Linked DNA regions of Homo sapiens: all the other regions are linked to region 3. Evidence: chromatin contacts called from ENCODE Hi-C data. All regions are on one chromosome and are shown on one strand. The core of a region is the stretch at or near the end of the contact, and the rest is flanking DNA. Distances in the headings are between cores, read along the strand shown.

What was found. A loop is a pair of places that touch in the nucleus more often than their neighbours do. Pooled maps may share reads with other maps.
Region 1: a loop to region 3 is called in a pooled map, with 5 times the contacts of the local background. The contact joins the promoter of PDCD6IP here to the promoter of TOP2B in region 3. A Hi-C loop is called at or near these places in 2 of 50 pooled maps.
Region 2: a pooled map shows a loop between it and region 3 (5-fold over the local background). The contact joins the promoter of CLASP2 here to the promoter of TOP2B in region 3. A Hi-C loop is called at or near these places in 2 of 50 pooled maps.
Region 4: a pooled map shows a loop between it and region 3 (17-fold over the local background). The contact joins the promoter of RAB5A here to the promoter of TOP2B in region 3. A Hi-C loop is called at or near these places in 10 of 50 pooled maps.

What each region holds. Positions count from the first base shown.
Region 1 is chr3:33,795,017-33,800,902 of GRCh38, reverse strand. PDCD6IP (programmed cell death 6 interacting protein) reads right to left here and starts at 2,273. Exons shown (of 18, transcript NM_013374.6): 1 at 1,966-2,273. The coding sequence starts at 2,174. PDCD6IP-DT (PDCD6IP divergent transcript) reads left to right here and starts at 2,384. Exons shown (of 2, transcript NR_183731.1): 1 at 2,384-2,508; 2 at 2,881-5,886. RefSeq lists enhancers at 1,577-2,110, 2,057-2,406.
Region 2 is chr3:33,716,123-33,722,324 of GRCh38, reverse strand. It overlaps CLASP2 (cytoplasmic linker associated protein 2), which reads left to right and starts at 4,071. Exons shown (of 39, transcript NM_001365631.1): 1 at 4,071-4,517. The coding sequence starts at 4,323. RefSeq lists an enhancer at 3,710-3,799 and a silencer at 4,000-4,339.
Region 3 is chr3:25,663,657-25,669,697 of GRCh38, reverse strand. TOP2B (DNA topoisomerase II beta) reads left to right here and starts at 4,791. Exons shown (of 36, transcript NM_001330700.2): 1 at 4,791-5,469. The coding sequence starts at 5,401. MIR4442 (microRNA 4442) reads left to right here and starts at 4,759; the gene lies at 4,759-4,825. RefSeq lists enhancers at 4,491-5,054, 6,012-6,041 and silencers at 5,222-5,581, 5,536-5,724.
Region 4 is chr3:19,942,689-19,948,751 of GRCh38, reverse strand. It overlaps RAB5A (RAB5A, member RAS oncogene family), which reads right to left and starts at 1,655. Exons shown (of 6, transcript NM_004162.5): 1 at 1,231-1,655. It also overlaps a transcript of EFHB not described here and the pseudogene HSPA8P18. RefSeq lists enhancers at 371-970, 1,017-1,066, 1,587-1,636, 1,498-1,667, 1,593-1,762 and 1 more.

The DNA.
Region 1 (5,886 bases), core at 1,024-3,523, 8.1 Mb before region 3:
GAACCGTATCCAAACCATTATCCACCAACCTCCCATGTCTGTTAGCTTAAAACCCATGCACCAAGTGCTTCTGAAGACCCCAAATCTGAGGGCTGGAACCAAATTTGATATATTCAACAAGATTTTTATCACAGGGCTCATTATACCACAACTATGTTTTCTTAATATTACTAATGGAAAATCCTCACTGAATGCTATTCATGCCTACATAAAAATTACCTTGAAATTGTTTAATTATGTTAATTCTAAAGAATGGCTAAGTATTTCTAGGTTAACTTTAAAAAAAATGCTTATGCTATTAGACTAATGATCCTTGCAGCCCAACAGTTGTAGCTCTAAAATTTGACACCAAGGGGTCTTAATTCCTCTGAGCAATCTATTCAGTACCCCTTCCTTCGGAGAACCAACCCTTCCCCAGTCCGGACTCATCTTGCTTTGATCCATGGGGTAAGGAGAAATTAAACCGGCTGGATGACTCAGATAAGGGCAATTAACTTAGCCCATTTCCCACCATCATAAATGGGTGCAAACAAACCCAGGAGCCTCCCATGGACTTCCACCAGAGCTAAGGAGAAAAGCACTCCCTTCTGTAAGATACTGAGTGTTGCGGACGATTGTTATTACACTACAGCCATCCCTCTCAATACATGAACAAAGCTTTCGAGGGAAGCATCACGGAGGCAAGACGATCTCCAGTGATACCTAAAGCTAAGGAAGGAATATCCCTAGACTTTTCAGTTAGCAGAATAAGTCTTACTTTTTTTTTTTTTTTTTTTTTTTTTTGAGATGGAGTCTCACTCTGTCGCCCAGGCTGGAGTGCAGTGGCGCGATCTCGGCTCACTGCAAGCTCCGTCTCCCAGGTTCACACCATTCTCCTGCCTCAGCCTCCCGAGTAGCTGGGACTACAGGCACCCGCCACCACGCCCGGCTAATTTGTTGTATTTTTAGTAGAGATGGGGTTTCACCGTGCTAGCCAGGATGGTGTCGATCTCCTGACCTCGTGATCCGCCCGCCTCGGCCTCCCAAAGTGCTGGGATTACAGGCGTGAGCCACCGCGCCCGGCAGAATAAGTCTTTTCTTAGCTCAAGCTAGTTTAGCCTGGGTTTCTGCTACTTGGATTGGAATACAATTGTGATTCTCCTGTGAAACAAGTAGAATATACTATACGGAGAAAACGAGATTAACAAGGTATGCAAAAGAAATGTTTAACTATAAAATCGTAAAAAATGTTCTTATAACTATTAAGTATCATGAAAGGAACCCTCATTAAATCAGCATGAGCTAAATAAGCGTTTGCTAAAATAACAAATTTACTCTACTGTGTATATATCTGTTTGTGAACAAACTGCTTTTAAACAACCTACCTTGAACGGTTCAACTATGTAACTAGAGTTTTATTTCAAATAGTTGTAGCTCCTAACTTTCAGAATTCTCCATCTATCATTTGATTATTTTGAACTGAGGAAGACGGTCCATTTCATGTGGACAATGTGATGAGCTGATCAGACATTTGGTCCAGTGTCCCAATTCCCCCACTTCCCCCACTGCCTTCAAGCAACTACTATTATGAAATCAAAATGTGGCCCAAGAAAGACAGTGATGGAAAAATGGGGCGAAAGGGGAAGCTTCAGTTAGAGACCCAAAAAAGTGAAGACTAGTTCTAAGTAAATGTGGCAAAAGAGATCAGTACAGGGCAGACTGCTGCTCCCAGGTATCTGATCCACGGAGCCCTCGCCGACCAAGGGCTAGAGCAGACGTGCAGGCAGGACAAGCGGGCAGTCACAGCGGGCCTGCAGGGCGGGTCCTGCTCACCAGCAAAGAATGCAGACCACACCTACGCGCCTGGTCAGGCCGGGACGGGGCGGCTCCGCCCAGGTTACAGGATTGAAGGAAGGGGGGAGACGGGAAGAGGAGCGGCGAGCGACGGCTGGCAGACAACCTACCCACTCCCAGCCCCGCGCCCACCTCAGGAGCGTCTCGAGCGCGCCCTCGTGCTTGTCCAGCGGACGACCGACTGCGGCGCGGCGCAGCTTGCTGAGCTCCTCCGCCGCGCGGCAGTACTGGGCCTGCTCTTCCCCGCCGCTTGGGTAAGTCTGCTGGATGAACTTCACCAGCGGCTTGGCCAGGTCCACCTCTGAGGTCTTTTTCAGCTGCACCGAGATGAATGTCGCCATGATCAGCGCCTCCGCCGCCGTTCGGGCCAAACAGACCGCGGACAGCTTACGAGGGCCGAGGAGAGAGAGGTACTGGGCTGGCGGACTGGCGGACTGACTGGCTGACAGACTTGCGCTCCGCCTGCGTTCCGGGTCCGGCAACTTCCGGGAGCTCCAGCGCAGGCGCACTGGATGCGGGGTCCTTAAGCTGTCCGCGGTCACGTGAAGGTGTCGCGGCGGCTACGCCCACCTGGACCCAGTTTACCCTGTACTGTGCTGCAAAATATTACTTTCTCCCCATCTGGAATTCTTCCCTTCCTCCTTCCTGCCGCAGTGGTGTACTGAGCACTTTCACGTAAGAGTATTCCTCCACTCGAACAACCCCCCGGAGAAGTACTGGTGTCACTGCCACCTGCGAGAGTTTGCGGCTACCTCCCCAAGAGGCAGTCCCAGGGTTATTGTGACCTATGATGTTTATTCAACTACTGTTGACGGGCTGCTGTGCACAGGGAACCTAGTAGGCAAGACCCCTGCCATCGTGCAGCTTACTGTCAGGTTGACACAGACCTTAAGGTAAACGGAAAAAGTATCAGGAAAAAAACAGGGTGCTTGGGACTTAGGAGATGTTAAGATCGCTTGGAGGACCCTAATTTAAATAAGATAAAGTAGGTTTTCTCCGAGTAGGTTAACTGAAAATGAACCTGTGTCTCTGGTTGCTGTTTTGTAGAAAGAACAAAATTTTAAATAAATTAAAAACGACACCTGTAATTTGAGAAGATGCTTGATATCAGAAGAGGAGAAGAGTGGAGAGGGGTGGAGTGGCAAAGGAGAGCCTCCAAACCAAAAGCCTGCGGCAGAGGCCCTAGGAGGCAAGCACTTAACCATGTTTCAGGACTAGAAACGAAACATGTGACAAGACCTTTAAAAACAAATAGAATGGGATGGAATAAAGTTGGATGAGTAAGCAGGCATCAAATCATTCAGAAACTTGTTGTCCAAGTTGAAGAATTTGTTTAGTATTGTATAATAAATGCAGAGGAAGCTATATACACTTATAATTTACATTTTTTAAAGGCCACGTTGTAGCTCAATCGGATAGTTTGTCTTTTGATGGGATGTAGTATACAGTATCATCATGGTATATTCCAGGCAAAAATATTTAACTTGAATCTGTCAAGCCTTTGCATCTAACACAGTTTATAAAAAATACAACAGATAGATGAACAAACTAAATGATGCCAGAGGAAGTAACTAGACAGATCCAGAAGGTGAAACATTCTGCAGGATAACTGGCCCATCTCTTCAACAATTTGTCATGATAAAAGCAACTGCTTTATGAAAAGAAATTTAAGGGACATAACAGTTTGAATTGGATCCTGGTTTGAACAGACTGTCTATAAAATGCATTTTCAGGACCATTAAAGAAATATGAATGTAGATGGACTGAGTATTGGATAAAATAGAACTGTATTGCCATGGAAAAGATCATTAACTGAAAAGAGCAAGTCACGAAATAGTATGTTACAGCATCTCATTTTGGTTTAAAAATGCACATATATGTATTTATGTACAACTAAAAAAATAGTGGGCTTATACCCTAAGGTGTTAGTATTGGTAATCTTTGGAAGTGGAAATGTGTATTTTTTTCTTTGTGTTTGCCTATCTTTTTCATTGTAACTTTTGCAGCACATAGACTACTTTCATTATAGTAAAAGTTTATTTTACCACAATTTTTTTTTTTTTAGAAAGAGTCTCACTCTGTCACCCAGGCTGGAGTGCAGTGGCACAATCTCAGCCCACTGCAACCTCCACCTCCCAGGTTCAAGCTATTCTCCTGCCTCAGCCTTCTGAGTAGCTGGGACTACAGGTGCACACCACATGCCTGGCTAATTTTTGTATTTTTAATAGAGACTGGATTTCGCGATGTTGGCCCGGCTGGTCTCGAACTCCTGGCCTCAAGTGATCCACCCGCTTTAGCCTCCCAAAGTGCTGGGATTACAGGCGTGAGCCACTGCACCCGGCCTATTTTACCACAATTTATAAAAATTTTTGTTTATTTTAATTAAGCTATTCTATGTTAAAATAAGTAGCCACCCTTGGCTGATGCATAAAGAAAAAATTAGAGGAAGGAAAGAATGGAGGCAAGGAGGCAAATCATGAGACCATTTCAGAAATCAAGACGAAATCAGGAAAGCTAACATTAGCAAGAGTGAACCAAACTGATAATATCTTTGAGTTTAAAACTGAAGAATTTACCAATGAACTGCATAGGAAAGTAAAGAAAAGAGAGTGGTCAAGATAGGTCCTGGTTTTGGGGCCTGAACATCTGAGTGGTTAGTAGAATCATTACCAGTTGATAACCCATGGAAGAGGGTGGGGGATGGGTGGTGTCTTGTAGGTTGGTTGACAGGACTGACCCATTGGGAAGATAACGAAGAAGCAAAGTATATGAAAAGAGGAGAAAGGGTAACCAGAGGAGGGAGGATACAAAGGGAGTGATTAGCCATCAGAAAGATGAGGGACATGACATTTGTTGAGGCAGATGGCGGAGAAAAGAAAGTTAACATAGATGTGGTTAGTTTTGTGGCATTGACCAAAGGAAGATTAAGGTGATACTATCTGATGGCTTGGAATGAAAACCAAACTCCCTGCCACAACATGATGATCTTTCTCTGCAACTTCATATTTTGCCTCTTGTTCCTCATTTGTTACCACTGAGTCACAATGGTCTTTTTAGTTTCTCAAACACACCAAGATCTTTCTTGCCTCATGTGACCTAGAATGTTTTCTCCCTTTCTTCATATCTCAGTTGAAAGGTCTCCTCTCCTCATCATCATACTATCTAAAGTAGATTCCCTCCCTTGTTAACCTCTAGCGCAGCCATTAGTTCCTTCATAACACTTACCCTAACTTGCAAGTATTTTGTTTGTTGATATAATTTTTATCTGACTTCCCCACTAAAATGTAAGCTCCATGAGGGCAAAAATTGTGTGTTTTGTATACTGATGCATCTCTAGCACTTGGTATAGCAGGCATTCAATAAATATCATTAAATAAGTTTCACCCTTGTAAAAAAAAAAAATATATATATATAAAATATATTCTCTACTTCCAAAATAACACACTTTCACCAACAACAAGCACTCCAGCTAATTAGGCAATAGGCCAATAAGCAAAGAATTATGGTATATTAGTCAAGATTGGCTAGCTTATGTTCTGACAATAAACAATTTCAAAATCTCAGTTTCAATTTTAAACTCAAAGATACTAATAAACATTTGTTCTTTGCTCACACAAAGTCTAATATGGAACAGGCTTAGAGTTGTCCTCCAACCAGTGTCTGAGCAATCCAGACCACTTTGATCTTGTAACTCTGCCATCCCAACATGAGATTCCACTTTCACTGCAGAAGAGGAAATCTGTAGCATCATGCAGCAGCTTGTCACTACCTCAGCCCTCCTACTTCCACTTGCATTTCACTAGCTAGAACCTTTCACATGGCTCCACCAAACTGCAATGGGACTGGGAAGGGAGAATCAGATATTAGGGAGCATTTATAATGCCTTCCAAGGGTGTGTTTCACTGCTTCCAAACTTGCTTATGATGATGTTTTTCATTTATGTAATGAAATGCCATATGTTCTTAGTGTGTATTCTCAGCATAACGAGTACATTTGGAGAATATTAAGTCAGTGGACTTTCCTTCTTGAAAATTCCTGGTTCTGGGCCTATCA
Region 2 (6,202 bases), core at 2,822-5,321, 8.1 Mb before region 3:
GATTAGGCATGAGTCTTTGTGAAGCCCAGTCCTTATTGAATCCATACCTTCTTCCTGCATGATTACCATTTGTTTCCTGTTCTCTTTGTCTCTCTGAAAACTTGGGCATCATCAGGCATCTGTCTGCGTCAAAGTTCCCAAATTGTGTGGCCAGCACCCTGGGGTGCCGAAGCACACACACCAAGAGCACTCCAGGATATTTTAAATTTTGAAGGGCAATGGTGATCATGGGCATTTGTGAGACATGTAATGGCTCCAAGTAGTGCATGGTTTCAATATGAGATTGTGGTACATTTTTTTTCATTGATGTCGTGTCTTTGTATTGTAGCACATTTTTTTTGTTGATGTCATATCTTTGCAAGGCTGTGTTTTTTGTGGTTGTGTTGATTTAAAAAAAATCAATCAAATCTTTGAGCCCAGGAGTTCAAGACCAGCCTGGGCAACAAAATGAGACCCTGTCTCTACAAAAAATAGAAAAATTAGCCAAGCTGAGTATTGATGTGCTCAACTGCCTGAGTATTGATGTGCAACAGGATGAGAATGATGATATTCAGTCTCATTCCAAGGTTAGAGAAATTGGGCAGTAACCAGTAGGCACCGATATCTCATTTGTAAGTGTGGTTGTTCAAGAATGAAATTTAAAATACAATTTTTGATTTGCATATTTTTTTCATATGCCTAGTAAGTTGCTAGGATATAAATACTAAGTTGTTTGGATCTCACCTATTTAGTGGACTTCTTAGGTGTTTCTTTTGGTCTAGGGATGCTGTGAAAAAATGACTGAGGTGCTAGCAATTTTGTGAACTTTCAGCTCTAACAATGTTGAACCTAGGACAGATAACAGTGATATAAATAAAGATGTAGATTTTGTAGTGGGTATATACTGATAATAACAAATGGTTAATCAAAATAGTTGAGACTACATCTTGTAGACAAACATGCAACTCCCCAGGAAACCAATTCTTTAATTAGTTAATTCCTAGTTATCCTCAAAGTTCAATTTAAATATAACCTCTTCCAAGAAGCCTTCTTTAATTTATAACTTTTCTACTCCCATACTAAGTACTATCTAGATAAGGAGCCTCTCATCTAGGTTTCAAAAACCCTCTGTTTACCCTATCACAGCATCTCAGAAATGTTGATTTTCTTGTCCCTACTAGAGCTTGTGGGCAGAGACCAGGTCTAAATGAATTTTGGGTCTTTGGAACTTTGGCACAGTATCTAGCACAATATAGGTGCTCAGAGGATATTTGTTAATGAATTAATGAAACACAGAAAGAATATATAAGTAATAGTGACCAATGTTTACTATTAACTTTATAGGCCAGGTGCAGTGGCTTATGCTTGTAATACCACCACTTTGGGAGGCCAAAGTGTGAGGATTGCTTGAGGCCAGGAGTTCGAGAATAATCTGGGCAACACAATGAAACTTCATCTCTACTAAAAATAAAACACAATAAATGATAATTAATAATAATTTTACAGGTTCTTCCAGAGTTACTCCTAAAGATGATTTAGTTAACTTATAACTTAAAAATGACCTAGTGTGATTTTCAATTTACATTAAGTTCAGAAAGGGAATAGAGACAACCAAGGGTGAAGAGCAGCAGTCACCTTTGGTCACAGGAACAGGTAGAGCTGAACCTAGAATCCAGGGCTCCTGCATTTTTTTTTTTCTATACCACATACTGCACCTGGTCACCAGCAATTACAGTGTAAAGTTCTTCTGGATAGGATCCTCTTTTTATATCTTTCTGCAACCCTTTAAGAACAGAACCTTTGGACACTCAAACCCAAGGAATAGTTACCATAATGTATTAGTCAGGGTTCTCCAGAGAAACAGAACCGGTAGATAGATATGTGGAGAATCATTTTTTTTAATTTTTTAATTTTTTTTTTGAGACAGGGTCTTGCTCTGTCACCCAGGCTGGAGTGAAGTGGCACAAACACAGCTCACTGCAGCCTCGACCTCCTGGGCTCAAGTGATCCTCTTGCCTCAGCCTCCCATGTAGCTGGGACCACAGGTGTGCACCACCATGCTTGGCTAATTTATTGATTTTATTTTTGGAGAGACAAGGTCTCACTTTGTTGCCCAGGCTGGTCTTGAACTCCTGGGCTTAAGCGATCCTTCCACCTCAGTCTCCCAAAGTGCCGGGATTACAAGTGTGAACCACTGCACTTGGCCTAATGAGAGGATAATTATTATAGGAATTGGCTCACACGGTTAAGGGAGGCAAGAAGTCTCATGTCTGCTGTTTGCAAGCTGGAGAACCAGGAAACCTGGTGGTGTAATACAGTCCTAGTCTGGAGGCCTGAGAATTGGAGGACTGATGATATAAGTTTCTGTCTGAATACTAAAGTTTGAGAACCAGGAGCACCCATCTTTGAGAGCAGGAAAAGATGGATGTTTCCGATCGAGCAGAGAGAGTGAATTTGGCCTTTCTCCACACTTGTGTTCTGTTCAGGCCTCAACGAATTGGATGATGTCCACTGACATTGGGAAGGGCCATCTGCTTTACTCAGCTCACCAATTCAAATGATAATCTCTTCCATAAACTCTCTCACAGACACACTCAGAAATAATGTTTTGCCAGCTATTTGGGCATCTCTTGCCCCAGTCAAGTTGACACATAAAATTAACCATCACACATAGTTTACTTGATTGAGGCATAGTCTGAGGGAAATTACAACCAATTAAAGATGGAAGAAACTTTACAAACTCAATACAATGTGAAACACAGAAATACTGAAAAAAGAACACAGAAAACAGTCAATTTCTTTGAATTTTGAGTTTGTTTATTCTTAGTTATTGTGAATATTTCAAATATCAATTTTTGTTGAATTCATTCACTCATTTAACTTAAATTGGCCACCCATTATTTGCTAGGCACCACCCTAGGAAAACACAAAGGTTCCTGGAGCTTTCTGTGTATTAGAAGAGAAAGATATTACATAAATAATCATTTTGTTGTGATTGGGAATAATTGTCAAGAAGATAAACACAGTGTGCTTTTGGAATGTATTAGACAACTTTACCCCCACCAGAATGGCTAAAACTAATAACCCTGACCATATCAAATATTGTGGAGCAACTGGAACTCTCAAGCATTGCTGGTGGGGATTTAATATGATCCAGTCACTTTGGTAAACAATTTGGCAGGTTCTTCTAAAGTTAAACATACAACTTACAAGACCTAGTAATGCCAGTCCTTGGTATTTATTTACCCATGAGAGAAGAAAATATATCCACACAAAAACTTGTGCACTAACCGTTGTAGCAGCTTTATTCATAATTATAAAAAATAGGAAACAACCCAAATATCTACCAACAAGTGAATGGATCGACAAATGGTAGTGATTCCACAGAATGGAAAGCAATAAAAAGGAATGGACTTCTGAGACACCAACAGCGCTGGATGGACCCCAAACGTTATGCTAAAAGAAACCAGACTCCAAAGAAGCACAGACTGTATGAAGTTCAGGAACAGGGAAAACTATGTTACCATGCTAGAAATCAAATTAGAATTGCCTAGGGAAGAGCAGATAATTGGGAAGTGTCCTGGGACTTCCTGGGGTGTTGGAAACGTGCTGTACCCTCACTGGGGTGGCGGTTCCACGGGTGAATACATTTGCCGAAACTCATGAAGTGTACGCTGAAAATCTGTGCGTTTTACTTTAGGCAAACCTAAGTTTTGTTTTGTTTTGTTTTTTTAAGTATTACACAGTGACTGTGGTGGTGGCTGGAAGCAGAAGTCAGGAGTGTATTCTTTTTTTTTTTTTTTTTTAAACCGGCAGTGGGGGCGGGAAAGGGGGATGCCAAGTACTTTCCTAAGTGTTGAATACAAGTGGAGGCAAACTTGGAAACGTTCCACATTTCACAGGGCGAGGGCAGGGTGCCCTGACAGCGGCTAGCAAAGAACGGCCCGCCTCCCAGGGGGCTCGGCCCAACTCGGACCCCAAGTCTCCCTAGAGGTCCTATCGCTCCCAGCGGTTTCCGCAGCCACCTCCACCACCTCCGCAGCAAAACGCTAGCCGGACTGGAGGGCCCTCGCCGGCGTCGTGCTGACGTCACGCGCGTGCTGACGTCGCCCGCGGCCGCGGCCTCTGAAGCGGGCTGGGGATCGGGGGGCGCCGAGTTTGACTAGTTTGGGGGCGGCTGGGCGCTTGGCGTTCCTCCCGCCGCCCGCTGCGCCCCGCAAGCCGCGCCCCTGGCGGGCTAAGTGAGTCCCGCCCGCTCCCGCGGGGACCCGCACTGGAGGCTGGGCGGCTCTCGGCGAAAGTTGGCCGCTCACAGACTGGCAGGCGGGCGGGCGGCCGCAGCCATGGAGCCCCGCAGCATGGAGTACTTCTGCGCCCAGGTGCAGCAGAAGGACGTCGGCGGCCGGCTGCAGGTCGGCCAGGAGCTCCTGCTCTACCTTGGCGCCCCCGGCGCCATCTCGGACCTGGAGGAGGACCTGGGCCGCCTAGGCAAGACAGTCGACGCGCTCACCGGCTGGGTGGGTTCGAGCAACTACCGGGTAAGCGACGGCGGCGAGGCTGGGCTGGTCACGCCCTCCGCGGCAGCCCTTTAATCCCGGACGCGAGCGCCGGGCCGGGAAAGCTCCCGTCCGAACCACTGCTTAAGAGGGGAAACACACTTTGGGAAGCACAGGCGGGCGGATCACGAGGTCAGGAGTTCGAGACCAGCCTGACCAACATGGTGCAACCCCGTCTCTACTAAAAATACAAAAATTAGCCGGGCGTGGTGGCGGGCGCCTGTAATCCCAGCTACCCAGGAGGCTGAGGCAGGAGAATCGCTTGAATCTAGCAGGCAGAGGTTGCAGTGAGCCGAGATCGAGCCACTGCACTCCAGCCTGGGCGACAGAGTGAGACTCTGTCTCAAAAAAAGTAAAAAATAAATAAAAATAGGGGAAACAGGGGGGTCCCGCGTCCCCACTGGGCAGACCGCCTCTTCGTACGCGAGCCGAGGACTGACTTGTGACCACATTTTTCTACACTTGTGGACAATGACAAATTCAGCGATTCCGTGACACGTTGCGGAGTTACTAGGACACAATGTTGATCACTTATTTTGAAAAAAAAATCAGTGAAAGACTTCGACATTTGTGTTCACCTGTGTAAACACTACCCAGACCAACAGATAGGACATTAGGATACGATTTTAGGTTGATGTGTCTTAGTAGATAGGCTAATGCTGGGGGGGAAAAAGTTACAAAGATGAGGTGCGAGAAAGAATGAGCCTTTCTGAAGAGTTGGTGGTAGGCAGGGTGTAATGTAGCCGCGTTGGGAGGCCAGGTAAATATTTTGTATTTAACTTGCCCCGTAGTCGTTAGTAGTTACTTTTCTTTCTTGTCTTCTGGTGGCAGTGTTGCTTTAAAATGCTGACTGCAGCTTCCCATGGATGAAGTGATTCTTCTTAGTAACATATTCTCATGATCCAGCGAATAGGCTGTACTTTGAAACCTTTTATTCAAAAAGAGAAGAAAGACAAACTCTAGAATTATGACGCAGATTTAATGGTAAAGCCCAGATGAGTTTTGGAAAGGTTAGACTTTTTACAAGGACAATAAAGTTTGAGAGTTACCCACGTCGATGCTTCATTACATACCATCTCTTGATTATTATTTTTAAAACGTTTGGGGAAAAGGTAATTTAATAATATATCATTACCATTTGGGAGATTATTTCTTTGGAAGAAACAAGCTAAATTTACTCTGTAAGAAAGGCATATACATATTCACACTCAAGATAGTTGATTTTATGCTACAGCATAGACTGTTGTAGAAAGACAGCGCTTTGGTAATGTTTGCACCCCTTCCGAAGTTAAGATTGGTGTGCCATCTTCTACACGGGCTGTTGTGAATTGGCTTTGGGCCATTTCACTCCTCAGATGTACCTCAGTGAATGACAGTTGAGCAATCACGCTGATATTCTGTGATACCACAGTATGCTAGTTTTCTGTTATGCCTCTAAGCCCTACTTCTACTCGGTGCTGTGTTTTTAACTGTTCTTTAAGAGTTAGAATCCATCAGGGGTCTCATCCGGGTTCTTTTCTGTTTTCACTACGTATTTTCTCCATGCTCCTCACTAGATAATGTAGCCCAAGACAATTTCAGCAGTCAGAAGAGAACTGCCATAGTCTCCCACCACCTGTCTATACACTTCCTTGTAGCTGTGACCATATAATCTTCCTTTTTCCTTG
Region 3 (6,041 bases), core at 3,542-6,041:
GACAATCATCTCAAAGAGGAAAGCTGATAGATAAAGATACTAGTTATATATGACATCTGGGCTGACCTCTTAATTCTTAAGAAACAGAAATAATTTGCTATTTTCTGTTATTAATTGGCATACTAAAAGATGGTATCTTTTCGAATTTTTGATTTTTAATTACCACCTTACATAACTTGCAGGTACCTTTTTTGTTTTGTTCCTCCCAAAATGCTAGAATTACAGACAAGTGCCACTGTGCCCGGCCATTCCCTACTCTTCTGAAATGAAAACAGTCGAGTTGGGAAAGCCACTGCTGTCTCATTTTTTAAGATGTGAGTCTTATAAACCTATGAAGTAACAATATCAGATGACTGTGGGCAACCAGAAACTTCAAATACAACTTAGTAATACACATGATAGATTGTGTATCTTGTTGGTGAAGGGCAGGTGCATGATAACATCTAATGTCCCCCAAAGCAGAATTTTCTCAAAACAAGATGCATCTTTGAAAGTCCATCCAATTATTAGACATTTTTACAAAGGCCAAGAGCAACTTTCTTAAGACACATGCTAATTTTATTCTCCACGTTGTATGAAAACCCTGAATTATTATTGAGAACCCTGAATTACTGAGAACCCTGAATATTATTGAGCTATATCATATAAGTGAAAGTGTCCCTTCTGTCTGTATAATTAGAATGTCACCAGAAGATCAGTGTAGCTTATTTGACCAAAACCAATCTAAACAAACTCCTGCAAAACAAAAAATCAAAACAAATACTGTACCCTGTAATTATTGCAGGTAGAAATTGAAGAACTTTACCTGCTGTCTGTCTTCCTAGTGGTAATAATACTCAGGAATATGATCATTGATATCTTCAGCCATCCGCAAACACTTGTTACTTTTGGTGCTTAAATATCATTTTAAAAGTAAAAATATACTTATAAACTGTAGCAATTAAATAGTTAGAAGAAGCAGAGTTAATAATGTACTATAATATTTACTAGAGAAATACTGAAAACCAAAAAGTCACATTGATAGTAACTTTTCTTCCTTGAGCTCACTTCTAAAGAACTATAACAAACTAAATTACATTTAAACATACAATAGTCATTAACTAGGCAATCACTTACTGAGTCTACCATAGGCCAGACATTAAAAATTTTTCTTAGTCCAGCAACCTTGTATATCGTAAGGATCCACAAAATTAATGCAATGAGAAGGGAGAGGTGAAATTATAGACATTGAATTTTGAATTCAAATGTTAGCTTCTTTAAATGCTCCCGAGGTTAAAGATTTGTCCTCCTCCTCCCAACTGAATCTCAGTGTTGGAATGATACACAACATTTAAATGGAAACTATTGAAACTTTGGCAGATACCTAGAAGTATGGTTTTGAGTTGCTATTTTCTTGGATAATTTACTTACTGATTAAATTACCTACTGTGTATAAAGTGTGATGATAGGTGTGGCTCATCAGGTAAATTGTTTATTTTTTATGTATATATATATTTTTGAGATGGAGTCTTGCTCTGTTGCCCGGGTTGGAGTGCAGTGGTGCAGTCTTGGTGCACTGCAACCTCCGCCTTCCGGGTTCAAGCGATTCTCCTGCCTCAGCCTCCCGAGTAGCTGGGATTACAGGCACATGCCCAGCTAATTTTTGTATTTTTAGTAGAGATGCGGTTTTGCCATCTTGGCAAGGCTAGTCTTGAACTCCTGACCTCAGGTGATCTGCCTGCCTTGGTCTCCCAAAGCGAGGTAAATTGTTTATTAAACAGCAAATGAATAAATATAAAATTGCTTTTCAATTAAATGATTAGCTTGAAACTATAATTCAAGGGTGAACTTAAGGCAGAAAATGCGTCTTCATCACCTTTTTAAATTCCCAGGTCCTGAGTACCTAACACAGTAGGCATTTAATTTTTTTTTCATTGCTACAATAAGGAAATATAAGATCTAAAAATAGAAATTCTGAAGTAGTTAGGATAAGCTCCTATGGAAGCTACTCAGAAATCTTGATTAAATAAAGACCTTTATACAGTTTATAGAAATGACTAATTTCTAGTTTTTCCTTTTGGTCAGTGCTTGCTGTGGGGTAGAAATTAAGTCATTATATGTAATATATACATACAAAGTAGTATCTAAAACTAGACAAACCTGATATAGAAGCTTTTTTTTTTTTTTTTTTGAGATGGAGTCTCGCTCTGTCGCTAAGGCTAGAGTGCAGTGGTGCGATCTCGGCTCACTGCAACCTCTGCCTCCCAGGTTCAAGTGATTCTCCTATGTCTGCCTCCCCAGTAGCTGGAATTATAGGCACAGGTCACCACGCCTGGCTAATTTTTGTATTTTTAGTAGAGAAGGGGTTTCATGATGTTCGTCAGGCTGGTCTTGAACTCCTGACCTCAGGTGATCCACCCCTAATTGAAAATTACTTCACATTACCCCAGAAGAGAAAGCTATGCTCAAGTTGCGTACAATCAATTTTATCATAAAGATATGCTAAGTCTGCTGCACAGTTAAAAAGGACAATTCTTTAGAAGCTGAGATACTTTTAATCTAGATTCCGTCTTCCACTCATCACAAATCTCTGCTTTAAAAATGTTGATTTTCATGTATATTCAGCAATTCTTATTTGCAATTCTTCTGGGTAAGTCAGTATTTTCTTAAAACTAGTAACACTTATTAAAAGGCTTTTTCATACTGAGAAGACAAAAGGACTCAATGCCTCACATATGAGGCAAGTGAAAAGAACATTATTTTTATTAATCTATTTGAGTTTTGAATATATTGTTTTATTCATTTCAAAATCTGAACCTAGGCTGGGTGCGGTGGCTCATGCCTGTAATCCCAGCATTTTGGGAGGCCAAGATGGGCGGCTCACTTGAGGTCAGGAGTTCGAGACCAGGGTGGCCAACATGGTGAAAACCCCGTCTCTAGTAAAAGTAAAAAAAATTAGCCAGGCATGGTGGCCGGTGCCTGTAATCCCAGCTACCTGGGAGGCTGAGGCAGGAGAATTGCTTGAACCTGGGAGGTGGAGGGTGCAGTGAGCCGAGATCATGCCACTGTACTCCAGCCTGGGTGACAGAGCAAGACTCTGTCTCTAAAAACAACAACAAAAACGGAAGATAAAGAGCTTTGACAACTTAAGTTTAAAAAAGGAGACAGCTATGTATTTTATAGCTTAGCTTCTACCTAGTACATCTTCATAAAAAAAACTCATTGCCTTTAAAATTACCCCTTTTCAAACAAAATACATGTGTACTTGGAGATGCAAACTCACAGTAAGAACACAAGATCATTTTAACAAGCACTAAACTGAGGCTCAGGGAAGTTAAATAACAAGGCTATGGATACTTGGTCAGGTTCAGAAAAGTTTGCACCCCAAGTTCAAGGTAAAGAAAGGCTTCACTGTTCTGAAGTCCCTAGTATGGCAAAGTTACATGGCCATCAGAGAGCTAATTAAAAAAACTATGTTTAAATTATTTCCATGTTTCAGAGTTCTCCACCTCTAGACTCAGAATGCAGTTTAAAGATGTGACCTGAGACATTTTTGTTTTCCCTTGAGAGGAAATGCACAGTTGGAAGTTCACAAAAACACCTCTTCAAAAAACAGTAATACTGTTTTCATCTTTATAAAAAGCTTTCATCACAACTCTTTGGTGGCACTTCATGCCTTCAAGTACTCATTTTGGTGATCGTTGGCTCCCTTTTAGTCTGTCTCACAAGCCAGGTTATAAATGGTTTGAAATCAGGGGCCTTGTTTTTACTTTGAACCCATCGCAGAGCCTGGCACAGCGTGGCAGAGTGTGCGCCCAATAAATACTTGAGTGGAATTACACTGAAAAACAGGAAGAAGTAAAGCCATCTTCCATCTGCCAAAGACTGTGATGTTGCTGTATTGGTAATTTTCATTCTTAGAAAGCTTTAATGTGAATGAAATTATTCCTTACTGTGCATTTGAAAATTCCACTGAAAACAGTTTTAAAAATTAAGCATGCCCTCTTAGAGGCAGGGGGCACAGTTCTGGACAGATGAGAAAAGTGACAGTGACATCTCTGCATTGTTCAGAGAAGAAAGGTCAACAAAGAGTAGAAATAGAACACTCAACCCACCCTGCATTCTTTCCCTAGAACATTCTCTGTGTGTCCCTTATCATTTAAGCTTTTCATATGTAGTTTTCTTGAAACTGACCATATGCTCTTTTGGGGTGAGGGGAGGAGACGGAAGAAGGAGATGGAGAAGGTCTGAGATGATTTTTTTCGACAGCAGCGTCCACTTAGGCCCTTGGGGAGGCCGGGTCACGGGGCCTCCTTGCACCAGTGGTCTACAACGTCTTGCCTGCGGTTTACAACCGCTCTTTTAAAATAATTTCCCTTTGGGACGGCCCCCGGCTTCTTCCTGCCACCCCCATCCCCACCCCGCCCCCATCCTCATCCTTAGAGGCCCCAGGCAAACGCTTCGGATTCCCGGTTAGGTCTCAGAGTAAACAGCACGCTTGGAGGATTACAATCGACCCGAGGCCAATTCGACCCTTTCCCTTTGCCGCCCTCAATTGACCCTTGAAGCAGCCCCTGCTCTCCCTTCAAATGGAAAACCCACAGACACACACACAAACAAAAACCCCAAGTCTTCCTTTCGGTTGCTACCCGCAATGACGTTTCCCCCCTCGGGTCCCGCCCCTCCAGGGGGCTTGGAATTTTGGGATTGGCCGAGAGGCTGTGGCGACAAGGCCCGGATTGGACAGCATGGCGCTGACTGACAGCGGGGGCGGCCGCCGCGCCCTCCCTCTCTCCCCGGTGTGCAAATGTGTGTGTGCGGTGTTATGCCGGACAAGAGGGAGGTGACCGTGGCGGCGGCGGCGGCGGCTCTGTTTATTGTCCCTCTCGGTGTGTGTGTGTGAGGAAATCGGGGCTGCAGCGAGGCTAAGGCTGCCTTTGAAGCAGCGGCGGCGACCGGGACGACTACTCTGGCGACTCGAGTGGCTGGCCTTCGCGGAGTGTGAGAAGGACAAGGCACCTCTGCGTCCTCGCCACGTCCGAGCGCCTCGGGCTCCCCGGCCGCCCTCGCGGCTCGCACGCCCGGGCTTCAGCCCGGCCTGCAGCGGCGCCCGCGGGCGGGCGAGAAGGCAACGCCGCCGCTCGGCCGCCGCCGGTCGCTCCCTGCTTTCTCCTCAGCCGCCGCGCTAGGCCCGGGCGACGCGGACGCCGCGCCTCGAGTTTGAGGGCAGCCGGCGGCGCGGCCTCCTCAGCGGGCTCGGCTGGACGTCCGCTCCGGATCTTCGCGATGGGGCGCGGGGGTCGGCGCGGCTAGGAGTGCGGCGAGTGGAGCGGTGGGTGCGGAGCGGCGGGGCCCAGCGGCCCGCAGGGAGGCGGGAGCGGCGGCTGCGGCCTCAGGGCCTGTGAGCTGGAGGCACTCGCCATGGCCAAGTCGGGTGGCTGCGGCGCGGGAGCCGGCGTGGGCGGCGGCAACGGGGCACTGACCTGGGTGGTAAGTGGCTGGTCCCCGGGACGGGCGGCTGCATTGTTCCGGGCCCGCGGCGGGGGCGGAATTCCGAACGGGCGGGGGAGGGGAAAGGGAGGGAAATCCCGTCCCCCGAACGGGCGCTCCATAGGGGCCTGTGCTTGCAGAATCCTCCAGCCCGCTCCCCGCGCCTTTTCTTTCTTTCTTTCTCTGTACGTCTCTGGAAGTCCTGACTGCCAGAGCGTAATGTGTACTTGAAACTTTGGGGGGACAAAACCGCGAACGTAACATACAGCCCCCGCTTCCTCTCTTTTCTTTTTAACCAGACTCTTCCGGGGCAGCCGAACCTGAAATGGTGGGGATGGCGATAATGCAAGTGTGTCTGTGTGGGGCAGCATTTTCTCCAAATGTAGTTCAAGAAAACCCTGGGAAAAGGGGTGTGTGTGTGTGTGTATTCTAAATGCAGCTCTTTCTGGGGCTTTAATCTCAAAGAAGAATGCATTGGGATTTCTACAGCAACTTGCACTTCAATTTGGAAAGCCTCATTCAATGCGCTCAATTGAGAGCGCATTGGGGATGACTTTCACAGCAGTTAATAC
Region 4 (6,063 bases), core at 406-2,905, 5.7 Mb after region 3:
AAAAAAATCAAACAAGATTCTGATTTCACTTTGACTTTTAAGGTTTAAAGCTACTTAATTGTGGCTACTCCCCCTAAGGATCTCAAACAGGAAATAACTAAAGTTAATGGTAAATATACACTTAGCATAACACTAAGGTTAAAAATTACGTGCATTCATTTGTATTCACTGCTTACTGAAACTTCTGTTTTGCAAAACAAGAATTTTGCATAATATACATTTGTAATCTTTTGAAAATAACTGTTATTCATTCTATAGTTAAAATCCTTCTAAGGGTTCTTTGATCAAAAAATTGACTGGGCACTTATTTTGTGCCAGGCACTGTTCCATTTACTTTGTTTATACAAATGCTGAGTTATCACTTCCATTTTACTTTAGGAATAAAGTTTATGAGCAGTCTTGAGTATTCCCAGAGGTGTACAAGTGTTTTTTTCTTATTATGTGAAAGGCAACTGATTGAACGCTTTGATTCCATTTAAGCAAGACAAAAACCAAGTATGTGAACTATGACGTTCAGAACTTAACAAGTTTGAAAGTCTCAGAGGTAAGCAGCTTCCAGGGAAGATAACGCCAGAGCAAGTTCCATGGTCTCTACCCAGTGAAGGAGTTCAGCGGTCCTGTTATCTTGAATTTATTTAACGCTGTAGTTCACTACCTTCCAAACAGAAAACAAGTCTCTAGACAGCCTATTTTGACGAGCCTCCCACCCACCGACACTACTCATCTTTGGAAGTTGAAGATAGGCGGAGCTCCCCACATTGACACCTGCAGTAGGCCCAGGTTCCTGCTTGGAGAGCACCTGAGTAGCTAATAGCCAACTACAGATCGCCTGGATAAGCAGCACTCGCCAGGTCCCTTGGCCTTTCCAACCTCCTCCCCCGAACCTGCCTTGCTTTGACCGAGACCCCCAGGACTGCCAGGACGGAGACCAGGCGGAACCGCGGCCTCCAGTACACTTTCCACGGCGCCATCTTGAGAAGGGAAAGGGTGACACCCGTCGCTCCCTCAGTCAGTCCCCAAATCCCGGTCTCCAGAGCCCCTGGAGGATGAGTCACCAGGGCTGGCAGAACAAGACGCCGGGTTCGATAGTTCTCTGGTCCAGGGCACTGCTGCGCGTGAGGGAGAAGGGGTGGGGGGTCTCAGTACCGGCAGGGCCGCGGACAGGCTGGGGACCGCGGATAACCTGGGGTCCAGGCCCCCGCTGCGCAGGAGGAGGGGCGGTTCGGTTACCTGAGACCGCAGCAAGCCGAGCTGCGGGGCCGAAGCTTCCTGGCAGCAAGGCCCAGGCGTGGCCCGTAGGATGAGAGTGTATCTATGGCGGTGGTGGTGGCGGCGGCGGCGTCGCCTGCTCTTAGCGCCGCTCCCCTCACACTGGACTGTGCGGGGCTCGTGCCGTGGTGCCGCCCCTGTCGGGCTCCGTCTCCGCCTCTCGCCGCTCCCCCTTCCTCTTTCCTTTCTCCTCCTCCGCCGCCGCCGCCGCCGCCGGCGCTGGAGTTCCGACTAATTCTTCCTCCTCCTCCTCCCTCTGCCTCCTCCCCTAAGGCCAGCCGCCGGCTCCTTCACGAACCAAAACACAAACACTCAAGTCCCACCGCCGGAGCCACTTCCGCTGCCCGGTGCCGGCCCCGCCGCCACGTCGCTGCACGCAGCGAACTGCGCCACTTCGTCACTTCCCATCATCGCCAGTCCGCCTGCTCCTTCCGCTTCCTCGCCCCTTCCCGAATCCCTCCCCGCCTAGGTTTGTTCGCGGGGCGGGGCGAGGCAGGATGTCACGTGACCCTGCGAGTGGCTCAGATCCGAACTGGCCGCCTTTCTCCCCTTCCCCCACCCCAGGTACGCGCGGCCACGCCCTCTCCAGCGCCATTGTTATTTAGGCTGGGGGGTCTCTGGGCTCCTGGCGGCCGGGGTCGGGGGAAATTCCTTTACTATTCTTTGGGGGAAGATCAAAATAACTTGTGTTTTTTTGTTTGTTTTTTGTGCCCAGCCCTTGTGGGAGCGGCGAGGTTCCCTAACCCCAATCCTGGCATCTCGGCTAAGGGGCTTTATTAGAGGGAACTTGTCTAGCACGAGAGAACCTCCTCCCACAAAATGGCCCTGGGGTTGGGTAGGTCGGTAAAGGCTGCTAAATCGCATTTACCCCAAGGAGGAAGAAAGGACCCTCCCTATCCCAAAAGCCGCCTTTAGGCGCCTGACAATAAGAAGTCGCTTCTGTTAAGAGTTTACGTGGTTTTGGTAGGGGGCGGGGAAGGCCAAATCCTAAAATAGTGTCTGCCTTTTATTCAGAATTTCCCTTCGCTCTTTACTGTACTAAACGCTTTACAGGAATTATCCCATTGAATTCTTACACTCGAGTCTTTCATTCTGAAACTAACTTGTTAATCGTCTGTTCCCTACATTCGAATTTTAGCTCCCCTTGGTGGTCCTCACCGCTGTAAATCTATGTCTAGCCCAGTGCCTGGCAGCCAAGTCTTCAGTTCTAGTTGTAGATGTTTTATAGGTAAAGAATTTGAGACACAAGAGATTGAGTAACTTGTCCGAGATCACGGCTGTGTGGTGCAGAAGCTGGATTCTGATCTGCGGCGGGTTGGCTCCAGAACGTGAGTTGTTGAACACAATTCTGGTGAAAGACAACCCAAGATGTTCGTTACCCTCCACGGGGGACCTACTGAAGATGTGCTGCTTTAGTTGAATCCCACACCACATTCAGTCTCTGGCGAGGCTTCAGCCACCACCCCCTCCCCAGCCTCCGCCAAAAAAATTGTTTTGATAATTTAGTGGAAGAATATTAAATTGATTTTCCTTCAGAATAAAGGCTACTTTTCAGTTTGCAGTTTACAATGTATAGCTCTGTTGTAAGGGCGAGAATATTGTCTTTGAAGTGTACCGGGTTAAGGTATCTTATGGGCGTACAGTCGGCGGCATTGTGCAATTAAGATGATTTGAACTTTGAACAGCCCGTCTTTCAGATCAACTACCTAGTTGCCAGAAGAACGTAATGTGTCATACGTAAATGATACCTGTGGCATTTTATTCTCAAGGAGTTGTTCAATATGAACTATTAATCATGGTAATAGCTCTGGGACAATCCCAGGAGGAGTCAGGAAATAGGATATGTGACATCAGTTTTGTCATGTCAACAGTATGCCCAAAACGAAACCTATTCCACTCCAAACCTGCTTCTGCTTAGAGACTGGCATTAACATCCTCCCAGTCACCCAGACTTGGAACTGCAGAATCAGCTTCACCTCTTTCTTCTCCTCACAAACCATTGTCCATTCTATCAACAAATTATCTAATCCCCAAATTTGAAGTCTAATCCCAACACCTGGTCCATGGTAGTGTTTATATAAACTGAAATTAATGCATACTGCTGTTCTTTCTGTCCATTCTTTACATTTTAGCCACTCTACTAAAAAATGTTCAATGCTATGTCATTACTTGACAGTCTAAAGTTCTTTAACTCTAGTCCCAACCCAAGTTTCTTTCATTCTATTTCTATAGAATTCCTCTCCCCATACTCTTTATTTGTTCCCTGATCACACGTATCTGGTCTGTGTTCCCTGAATATTGCCTGTGTGTTGCCATCTTGGTATCTGATCACTTTATTTTCTCCACATGGAACACTATCATTGCCCATAACTGCTGGCTCCGTCTTAGCCAGGACACCAGTTCCTTTGGACCGCATCTGCAGATACTTCTACTGGATTCAATTATTATTTTTTCTGTAATTTCACAATACTTTGCCTTACTCTGTATAATGGCTGTCTTAAAATCTGCCTTATTTTAATAGCTAATGAGCACCTGGACTTTTCTCCTTAGCCTTTCATTGAATTATAAGGTTTTTAAGGGCTGTGACCATCAGTTATTCATCATTTCAGTTCTTCACAGAAGACCCTTGACTGCTATAATAGGGACCCCCAAAGTATTGGTGAACTTAATTACATTTAGAATCACGAACATTAAGAAGACCTCACAATGAAAAACATTTGATGCTGAAATTTATAAATTGCAAAAAACTCCCTATTTCATCGTTCCAGTATGTTGCTTCTTCACTCGTTCCTGTTTAGTGATTTTGTCTTCACCTCCTTCATGAATACTTTTCACAATATTTTACAGTTTAGTCATAATGTTTGCCTGGAAGAGTGCTGCCCTGGTGGCTGGCATTTCTAAAGATCCGGTAGTAGTTTTAGAGAAATTGAAATGACACAGTAAAGCTCTGTTGTTTTATTGCCACTTGCAATATGCCTATGTTTTCTTTTTCATAGCCCCAGATAACTGAGGAGGACTGATAATTGTATATATTTTAGTGTCAAATGTGGAGTCCTACCAGTTGATAGAACTTGTTAAGGAAGGTACAAAATGGATAAATAATCATGAAGACTTAAACACTGTCTTTGATGCTTATACTGCCCTCAAATCTCTAAATACTCAATAACAAATTCCCAGTGGCAGGTGTCTCTCTACCATTCACAGGATCCCATAACCTTTTCCTTCTCTTCCAGGAAATCTGTCCTCCCTTGTGTAGCTAAAGAATGAATCTTTGCATAGATGATAATGAATGGTTACATTTACTTTTAACTGGAACTGTCTGGAGACAATTCAAAATTTTTCCTGGAGACAAACCAACGGTAACTCTAACATTGGCGTAGTAGCAAGTCAGTGAATAAAAGGCTGTGAAAACTTAAGCTAGTCATGTTTCAAAAGCTTGTGTCTTTGGAGGGCATCATTCAGGCTTCAGCTCAAATGTCATCTACCTAAGGGACTTCTAAGCCCACTAATTCTAAATGCTTTGTTACATATCGAAGTAGTCTGTTGTCTTCATAACAGCACTGTTTGATATGATATTATGCATTGTCTTCATAACACTTAGCACCATTTGATATGATATTACGCATCGTTCCACTTAATGGTTATCTATCCCTACTAGAATATAAGCTCCATGAGATAGGGGTTGGGTTATACAGTCAGTCCATCTGCTTGTGATTGGTTCTTGGACACTCCCTTATTCCCCCACCATATGGGTACCAAAATTTGCAGATGCTCTAGTCTCATGTAAAATGGTGTAGTATTTGCATGTAGGCTATTCTGTATGCTTTAAATCATCTTCAGATTACTTACAATAAGTAATACAATGTAAATGATATGTAAATAGTTGTATTTTTTTAATTTGTATTATTTTGTGTTTTTTTCATTTTTTAACTCAAATACTTTCGATGGAATACAGAGGGCTAACTGTATTCCCAACACTGACACAAAATAGGGAGGGACTCAATACCTGTTTGTAGAATGAATGAATGAATTGAATGAGCCCTTACCTGGATTTACATACTGCAAAGTCATTTGAAGAATTTATGGGGATTTATTGAATGCTGTGGCCACTTTTGGGGTTCCTATGTCTTTCTTCAGAATCCAATCCGGCCTACATGCAAACAACCCTGTTTAAAGGACCTGCAGTTGGTATTCATCTTGGCACCATCTACTCTTGTGTGGGTGTTTTCCAGCATGTAAAAATAGAGGTAATTGCCAATGATCAGGGAAATTGAATCACTCCAAGCTATGTCACCTTTACTGATACTGAACAATTGCTCAGTGATGCCACAAAGAATCAAGTTGCAATGAACCCCATGAACACAGTTTTTGATGCCAAATCTGATTGCTGATTGGACACAGACTTGATTATGCTGTTGTCCAGTCTGATATGAAGCATTGGCCCTTCATGGTAGTGAATAATGTTGGCAGGCCCAAGGTCCAAGTAGAATACAAGGGAGAGATAAAAAAAACTTCTGTCCAGAAAGGTGTCCTCTAGGGCCATGGACTGGTACTGGACTGTGGCCTGTTAGGAACTGGCTGCCCAGCAGGAGGTGAGTGGCAGCAAGTCAGTGAAGCTTCATCTGTATTTACAGCTGCTCCCCATCATTCACATTACCACCTGAGCTCCCCCTCCTGTCAGATCAGTGGCAGCATTAGATTCTCATAGGAGTGTGAACTCTATTGTGAATTGCACACACAAGGGATCTAGCACTTCTTATGACAATCTAATGCCTGATGATCTGTCACTCTCTT